Regions from separate parts of the Homo sapiens genome. Here regions 1 and 2 are each linked to region 3. The links are chromatin contacts, found by Hi-C or POLR2A ChIA-PET in ENCODE. All regions are on one chromosome and are shown on one strand. Each heading gives the region's core, a stretch centred on a gene start or an enhancer-like site at or near the end of the contact. The rest is flanking DNA. Distances are from core to core; before and after follow the strand shown.

What was found. Hi-C counts contacts between places; a loop is a spot of excess contacts on that map. ChIA-PET counts read pairs that join two places held with the same protein, here RNA polymerase II (POLR2A). Pooled maps may share reads with other maps.
Region 1: POLR2A ChIA-PET joins it to region 3 with 10 read pairs in activated T-cell. The contact joins the enhancer-like site here to the promoter of CMTM8 in region 3. POLR2A ChIA-PET finds 5 or more read pairs at or near these places in 2 of 52 experiments (activated CD4-positive, alpha-beta T cell and activated T-cell).
Region 2: a loop to region 3 is called in a map of CD4-positive, alpha-beta T cell, with 2.9 times the contacts of the local background. The contact joins the promoter of CMTM6 here to the promoter of CMTM8 in region 3. A Hi-C loop is called at or near these places in 3 of 168 maps with a recorded cell type or tissue (CD4-positive, alpha-beta T cell and naive thymus-derived CD4-positive, alpha-beta T cell) and 8 of 50 pooled maps. POLR2A ChIA-PET finds 5 or more read pairs at or near these places in 1 of 52 experiments (OCI-LY7).

Annotation. Positions count from the first base shown.
Region 1 is chr3:31,926,418-31,929,255 of GRCh38, forward strand. All of the region lies in intron 1 of OSBPL10 (oxysterol binding protein like 10), which reads right to left. Among named protein-coding and RNA genes, the nearest start is that of OSBPL10, 53 kb to the right of the region's middle. Within about 2 kb of position 1,589, at least 2 of the 41 ENCODE cell types and tissues checked have a DNase peak (open chromatin) inside an H3K27ac peak, as active enhancers do.
Region 2 is chr3:32,501,460-32,504,370 of GRCh38, forward strand. It overlaps CMTM6 (CKLF like MARVEL transmembrane domain containing 6), which reads right to left and starts at 1,393. Exons shown (of 4, transcript NM_017801.3): 1 at 1,149-1,393. The coding sequence starts at 1,286. RefSeq lists silencers at 1,104-1,333, 1,404-1,493.
Region 3 is chr3:32,237,236-32,240,083 of GRCh38, forward strand. CMTM8 (CKLF like MARVEL transmembrane domain containing 8) reads left to right here and starts at 1,445. Exons shown (of 4, transcript NM_178868.5): 1 at 1,445-1,884. The coding sequence starts at 1,738. RefSeq lists a silencer at 1,249-1,458.

The DNA of each region.
Region 1 (2,838 bases), core at 339-2,838, 310 kb before region 3:
TCCCACAACAAAGAATTATCTAGCCCCAAATGCCAATAGTGCTGGGGTTGAGAAGCCGTGGAATAAACCAAAAACTTCACCTCGCTTCCTCATGAGATTACTATAAATTCTGGAATATGGAGACAGGAAATCACAAAAATTTGCAGCACATATGCCATAAGCATATTCAGAAAGCCACCACACTTCAGGAGTTGGTGTAACATAAGACAAGTAAAAATGGCACAGGCTTGCTGTGGACGCCTGAACTGGTCTGAAAAGCTGTGTAGGTACACAGGGCTACACAGGGTGCTTTGAATGTTATTCTCATGCAGAGGTTATTACTTTGACATATGAATGACACAGCACCTATGCAGCAGAAGTAGTAACACAGTTGCACTTCCTCAGCCACCTACAAAATCAAAGGGAAAGTAGGCCGGGCATGGTGGCTCATGCCTGTAATCCCAACCCTTTGAGAGGCTGAGGCAGGTGGATCACTTGAAGTCAGGAGTTCGAGACCAGCCTGACCAACATGGCGAAACCCTGTCTCTACTAAAAATATAAAAAATTAGCTGGGTATGGTGGCACATGCCTGTAATCCCAGCTACTCGGGAGACTGAGGCAGGAGAATAGCTTGAACCCAAGAGGTAGAGGTTGCAGTGAGCCAAGATCGTGTCACTGCACTCCAGCCTGGGTGACAGAGTGAGACTCCATCTCAACAACAACAACAACAACAAAAAGTCAAAGGTAAAGTAAAAGCTACACACTCTGGACCCTTCCCAAGTCACTGACATTTCAAATCTGAAATAAATTAAAACTATTCATTACAAAAGTTGAATCTGAAACATTTTCAATTACCATGAAAAACAAGCGTCACTATTATATGTAAAAGAAACTCTGGAATATTTGGAGGTTATTTTCAACCACATCATATCATAAAAGTAATTGCTAAAGAAAAACTGAGTCATCAACTATTTAACTGTTTCCATTAGAACACATCTTTTAAGCTAGCTTCCCTAGTACAAGAAATCTCCACTCTTCAACCCTTGCTTGGTAAATTTTCCAGATAACTGACTCAAAAACGGATCACACACTTCTCTGTCTTCGTAAACTGAACAACCTATGTCAGATTTATCTTTTCTGGATGCCCAGAGTCATCTTAACTATTTTTTAAATTGTACTATACTGATATAAAAGGAACAGAGGCTTGTCCCTTCACTAAATGGCCCTAAGTGGCCTTGGTTTTAAAGGTCCTGATATAATTTTCAGGGTCACCCAATAAACAGCAGCTATTATTCCTTGTTGCAATCAGTATATCTACCGCTGGCCTTCATGCCAGCTCCTTCTCATTTGGCTTTTCCAGAAATCTAGTATAATAACCAGGAACACCTTATCTAAAACATGCGTAAAGAGGCTGAGTGAATAATTGTGGGGTTCTACCAGGCACAGAGTCTGTAGCCCGTGAATCTTCACATCTTTGTATGTTAACACTATGGAGCTCTTCTTCTCCACCCCCACCTACTAGCCCTTGTAGTCGGGAACAGGGAGGCTGCCATACAGGTAAGGAGTAAGAAATAAAAAAGGCCCGAAAAGGATAGGTTGCATGGAGAGAATGAGGAACAAGAAGTGAGAGAAAATTCAGTGTGAACCACGACCAGTAAAAATAAGGTCATTAAACTCCCGAGGGTGAAGTTCAGGTTAGTTACATTTACAACAATTACTTTCTACTCCTAAAGGACAAATACCTTTAAGAAAAATAATGGAGATTTGCGGATGGTATTTAAAACTCTACAGAAAATGAGCACTTAGGTCCCTATACAACTTTAATTCGGAGGTATTGATCTTTTTAAAAAATGGCAACACATAACCAAAACATCCTGTCCATTTGGCATCTACCTTAACCTGCCTGGAAAAAAACAATCCACTAATTGACAGTTTCAAGAATGACTCATACATCAAGGTGACTTTTAAAAGTTTATCTGCATGCTCCAAAACAGTAATTATTGTGTGTGCTACCCCCAAGTATCCTACTCTTGATTCGGAGGACACAGACCCTACCATCTACCTCAGACTTGCACAATTAACAATGCCAAGAATGGCCGGGCGCAGAGCGGCTCCTGCCTGTAATCCCAGCACTTTGGGAGGCCGAGGCAGGCGGGTTACTTGAGGTCAGGTGTTCAAGACCAGTCTGGCCAACATGCTGAAAACCCTGTCTCTACTAAAAATATAAAAATCAGCCGGGCATGGTGGTGCATGCCTGTCTGTAGTCCTAGCTACTCAGGAGGCTGAGACAGGAGAATCATTTGAACCTGGGAGACAGAGGTTGCCGCCACTGCACTCCAGTCTGGGCGACAGTGAGACTTGTCTCCAAAAAAAAAAAAAAAAAAAGAATGCCCAGAATGTATATTTATACCCTTTAAACCCCAACTGGACTAGAAGTTTAACTTGAAGCTACCAAAAGGTGTTGACAGGGAAAGACAGAAATATAAAAATCACAATCCAAAGTCAATCTATTATTAGGTCTAGGTTTATTAAATATTGATAGCATTTGATAAAAGAGCTGACTTGCACAATAGCATCGCAGAGACATCCAACTCTCAACTACCTCATTCCCAAGCCTGCATCTCCTTCACACCAGCTAGAATTAAAAAGGAAACATCCAGCTAGGATTAAAAATAAATCTTTTAGATGGTAGGTCATACATCATTGCCATAGGCACTCTAAAGGCACCTGGTAATACTCAACATCCATTCACATCTGATAATATTCAACATCCATTCTTAGAAGAAAAAAAAGATAGAGATGGATGCTTTTCCAACATCATAAAATATATCTCAGGATAAAAGTCAGCATGATGTTTAA
Region 2 (2,911 bases), core at 143-2,642, 260 kb after region 3:
GATAAGGCCAGATCCTACTGGGTTCCATAGGCCACATTATCACTTGCTTTCAAATGATTTCCCAGTCATCAGCAGATGTGATCATTTTGATCGCTAAACAGCAGTGCCGATTTTCCGACTTCTGTTTTTCTATTCAATAAAAGTAGGTCACTAGAGTTCTAAGAATTTAACTTCGGGTCATTTGAGTTGTAAGAATTTAAGTTCTTTCCAAGGAAACCAATGAGCTAATTTTTACTTAGAATGGTTAAAAAACAAAACAAAGTAAGACAAAACTCATAAACATCATAAGCATTCGGATTTTTCCTAAACTGGTTCTATTGCAGAAATAGAACCTAAACTGTTTCTATTTTTCCTAAACTGGTTCAACCATCAGTGGTTGGAACAGTACATAGGAGCCAACACGACTGTAAAGTGAATAATTTAAATCTCAAAGATGCTTTGATGTTTTCACGAACAGGTTTATGGTACTTCAACTGCTTAAAATAAACTCAATAAAATGGAAAGATGCATACCATGTCCTAGTTCAGCTATCCGCACATACTTACAAAAAGCTGTCCTTTTGACTTTCCACTTAGAACCCATATTGCTCAATTTTGAAATAATTCTTTTCCAGTCAATATAAAACTTTTAGAAGACAATTTACCGGACACACATACACACACATCTCAATGCCACGCGTGGTATCGCAGGACTTTGTCCAGCAAGTTAAACTGCCCCCATGGGCTCGCAGCAGGAAAACCGCAAGAGCCAGAGAAAGATAAACAGCGCTTCACAGTCTAAATACAGGCACTGTGGGCGATAATGCAGGGTAGCAGCAGAGAGAAGAGAGGAAAGTCGCCATAGAGGATGAGTGAAAGATGTTGAAGTGGCTGACTTGGGTCTCCGACGCATTTCCTGAGCCCGCCTAACAGGCTGGGTGGCCCCAGTTCGTGGGATCCCGATGGGGAGAGCCTTGGGACTGAGGGGCCGCCCGGCGGAAGGGCGGAGGGTAACGCCCCCTTCCCCAGGCTGAGAGGGAAGGAACTAGAGGTGTGGAAACCTCCTTTTACTGAACAACCAAGCTGAAACGAAGGAGCTCGGCGGCCTCCCAAGCCCGGGCCAGACCCCGCTCCCCAGCCCGGGCTCGCCCTCCCTGACCGCGGACTCACCAGCTGCAAGCCCTTGAGAACGCGCCGGAGCAATGGGAGCCGGCCCATGAAAAAGTAGGCAGCGAGGCCGCTCCGGGGGCCTCTGGCGGGGCCCGGGTCCTCCTCCGTAGTGGGGCTGTACACCGCTCCGTTCTCCATCGCCTCGGGCCGGGGAGCGCGGCGGCCGCAGCAACCGCGCCGTTGACTTCTCGGACTCCAGAAGTCCCCGGTAGCCGGGAGGCGGCCGTCACTTCCTGGGCCTTCTCCCCGGCTTCCGCCTGACTCCGCCCCTTCCCGCCCCCGCCCTTGGCCCGCCCCGCCCCCTCTCAGCAAATTTGCTTGTTAGCTGTTGGGATTCTTCCGACTTTCATCCAAGAATTGAGTTCTTTCTGTGAGCCTTTGATGGATTTCTCACCTCCCTCCATCTTTCATCCTCCTGACATTCATTCACTTAGTATTTTTGCGTACTTTCGGTGTGCAGTGAACCCCGTTCTAGGTACTTGGGTGACAGCCAAGTACTACCCAAAATCACAGGATCCCTAGTAACAGAGACAGACAATAAACAAGAAAACAGATGGATAGCAATTTCAGATAGTGATAAGTGACGTGAAAATATGATACGAAAATAATGGATTCAGCATTTCTGGTGGCTTGATAAATTTATTAAAAAAAAAAAGAAGATGGAGGAGGAGGAGAAGAGGAAGGAGAAGGAAAAAAGGATGGAGAATTGGGTGCTCTACTTAAATGGCCACTACTAAACTGAGTGGTCAGGAAAGGCCTCTCTGAGGACCATGATCTTTGAATTGAATGAGACTCAAAGTGTGAGAAGCCAGGCTTGTAAAGTTCTGGGGAGAGCCTTTCACGAAAGTGCAAATGTCCCGAGGACCAAATGAGTTTGACTCAATCTGAAGCCCAAAGGCCTGTGTCGCTAGGAATAAGTACGGGAGGAAAGGAGATGTTGGAGATGTAGGCAAAGGCCAGATAATGTGGAGGCCTTGCAGACCAAGGGAAGAATTCGTATTTCATTTGAAGTACAATGAGTTGTCTGTAAGGACTTTCAGAATCGCTCCCTCCCGCGTCTCCCGAAATTCCATTTAGGCTCACTTTTCAAAATCATTTCCTTTTTCTCTTTCTTGGTCACCAACTGCTACAGTCACATATGTTAATTTTGTGTGAACTTGTCAAGGAATGTAATTATATTTTAGCAACTGAAGTTGATTGAGTTACAGGATGTTCACAACAATATAAAGTAGGTTCGACAGTATAAAGTCGGTTACATTCATTTTCAAATGAGAAAACTGAGGCCAAGAGGCTGAAATCATATCCAAGGTCAAACAGCCAGGAGCAGCTGGAATGCAGGCCTAAGCAGTCTGACTCGAAACCTTGCTGCTAAACGCTAACCCAGAAAACGTCAGCTTCTAACTCATCTCTCCATTGGAGTCTCAAAACCCATGGAAGAGAGAAGGGGTTTCTGCTGCCATCAGCTGCTACATCTTCTCCGTGGCCCCAAACCTCCCTTTCTTCTTCCAGTAACAAACAAAAGCTCCCATTCAAATGAATAGAGACAAGTAGATACTGCCCTGCAGGGGCCACCTACAACCAGCCAGAACTACCCTTCTGTCTCTGATTACATGCACTCTGAATGTCCTCCCAAGGCCAAGATGCCACCAATTCTGTCCAACAAGGAAGGCCACTGTATTTTCACCAGGGCTACAAGGATTCATTGCCCCATTATTCTTCAAGTCACTATCATCCCAAATTAGACACTACTGATGTCTAAAAGT
Region 3 (2,848 bases), core at 195-2,694:
TCCAGGGAGAAGTGCTATATTTTAAATTTTAAGAATTTACCCACCAGCCCAAGGTGCTTACCAAATGCACATGGATGGAATCTCTCCAAATCTACATCTTTGCCATGCTTTTGAAGCCTTAACTTTTACTCCTGGAGGTCTTCCTGGCTAGGCCCTAGACTTAAAAGACACTAATTCCTTGTTTTATTTTATTAGATTGTCGTTTTTGCTTTCTTCTCAGCACACTTGATAAGACACTGTGAAGAAAATGTCCCTTCTGATCTCGTTTTTAACCTGTCTTGGAACAGATCAGCAGAAATGCCTTCACTGTGAATCAAAGATACCCTCGATTTATAGCCAAAGATTATTTCCTTTTCTTTTGGTGGCTTCCAGATAAAATGTTTCTTGCTACCCTTTCACAAAATAGAAGGAGGGACCAAGCGGAAGATAATCTTTTTGTTCAGAGGTCCATCTGTCAAAGCCTGCATTTTAGAGATGGCATTACTGAGGTCCAAAAACTAGAGCCACTCGCTCTGGGTCATACAGCCGATAAACGCACGCAGCCGAGCTCAGTTCTTCCCTGACCCTGTTACAAACTGCCTCACTAAATGAGGACCCCCATCCCCTTCCCATGCCAGGAAAGCACAGCTCATTTGTCCTAAAGTTAACATTACACAAATCACACCCTTCAAGCCTTCTTGAAACATTTTTTTTCCCCGAGGGTGACGGGACGGTTACGCTGATTCATCCTGGCCAGGGACCCCAAACATCTCCCCTCCTCCGGCCCAGGCGCCGTCACCCAGGCTCCACCGGTCCGCGGGACAGAGCCGCGGAGAGCGCCTGGAAGCGTCGCGCCCTCAAAGCCAAGCGATTAAGTTGGTTCCTCAAATTGTTCCCGACAGGAGGGGCAGGAAATAACACCGGGCTCTGGCGGCGGCCGCAGCAGGAGGGGGAGAAGAGCGGGCCGTCTCCCGGGCAGTGCTGGCGGCCTCTCATCGATCTCGGGTCTAAGGTCCGGCCGGGTCATCATTCCTGCCATTTCCACAGCATTCGAGGTACCACATCACCCCCTGCCTCGGTCGTCGCTCAGTCATTCCCTCCGCGCCGAGTCCTGGAGCGGCGGAGTCCCTGGAGGCCTGGGTTTCCTTAAGGGGCCCCAATGCCCGCAGCCCCCGACCCGCCCAGGTGGAAGGAAACAGGCTGCGGGCCTGGGCCAGGCGGGGCCTGACAGAAGTAAAGGCCGGGAGGGGGAGCGGAAGACGGCCAGAAGGACCCCTGCGCCCTCTCCTCCGCGCCGCCCGCCAGGCTGCCAACCCAGCCACCCTGGGTGCGACGCGGCGCCTTCTCCGCCGCTGGGAGTCGGGCAACAGGTGAAGAGGGCGGGCGTCCGCGGCGCCTCCGCGGGGCGGTCCCTCTCCTGCCCGCCTCCCGCCCGCCCCTCTCCCCGCCCCCTCCCCTCCTCCGGGCCTCCACCGCCTTCCCCGGCTGCCCGGCAGCCTCCCCTCGCTCGCTCTCCTCTTCCTCTAGGGCCCCAGCGCAGCTCGGGAGCCCGCGCACCGAGGCGCTAGGGGCACCGCGCACTAGAGGGACACCCGCCGCGCCTGGACAGCCCCCGGCGGGCGCCCCCCTCGCACCTCCTGCCCCGCGCGGGCCGCGCTCCCCTCCCCCGCGCCTGTGTCCCCAGGGCGCAGGGCCGCGCGTCCAGCCCCAGACCCGCCGGGGTCCCTGGGGACGCGCCAGCCCGGCAGTGGCTCGACGATGGAGGAGCCGCAGCGCGCCCGCTCGCACACAGTCACCACCACCGCCAGCTCCTTCGCAGAGAACTTCTCCACCAGCAGCAGCAGCTTCGCCTACGACCGGGAGTTCCTCCGCACCCTGCCCGGCTTCCTCATCGTGGCCGAGATCGTGAGTGCCGACGGGCCGGGGGTGGCGGGGGGCTCAGCTGGACCCCGGCGCGTGCTTCCGCCGTGCTTCTCGGGATGGAGCCTGCTCAGATCTTCCCGCGGGCTTTAGGGAACCGTTTTTGCTCAGCCTCGCCTTCTTCCCAAAGTGAAAGACTCTAAACAAGGTCCAGGAAACTCGGGCTGTCCTGGGAAGAAAGGGTTGTGATCCTCAGGATGTCTTGCTGTGGGAGAAATTCAGCTTGTTGGGTCCTCTCGGTGGCGGCGGCAGATCCTGGGAGCAGGAAGCTTGGCTTAGTGGCTATTGAGTTTGTGTTGAGTGTCAGAGACACCTGGTGCCTTTCTCACCTGATCTCCACGTGGATGGCCTCCTCCCTGAAAATAAAGCTTCCTAAGATCAGGGGAAGAGGAAAGGGCTTCTTTCTTTTCCTAATTATCTCCCTGGTAGTAACATTGAGGTGAGTCAGGAAAATTTTACTGAATAAAATCTGAGTGCCATAACCTATTTTAGGACCAAAGAGGTCTTTTGCATGGTGCTGTGCACATCCTGGTTTAGGCTCAGAACATTCCTGGGAAGGAGGCAGGGCATGGGCGTTCTTCTCTTCATTGGAGGGCATAGAGGCTGAAAACTCACGTGATCTTCCCAGAAGTCCCAGCCAGTCCTTCATAGCTGAGAAAGGACTGGAGTCCTGTCAGCAGTTAGAGGTGGTCACTGTTTGAGTCTTCTTCGTGTACCAGGATCTTGTCAAGCCCTTTAGATGTCCTCATACCCTCGTGTAATCCAACGACCACCCTCCCCTGTGAAGGCCTAGAGAGGGGACGTAAATCACACCGGTGGATGGTGAAGCATGGATTCAAACCCAGGCCTGCCTTTCTGCAGGGCCGTGCTCATAACTGCAAGCAGTTGAGACAGCTTCCAGCTGCCCCAGCAGTGCCCCTCTGTCATCTCTCACAGACTTTTGTTAAAT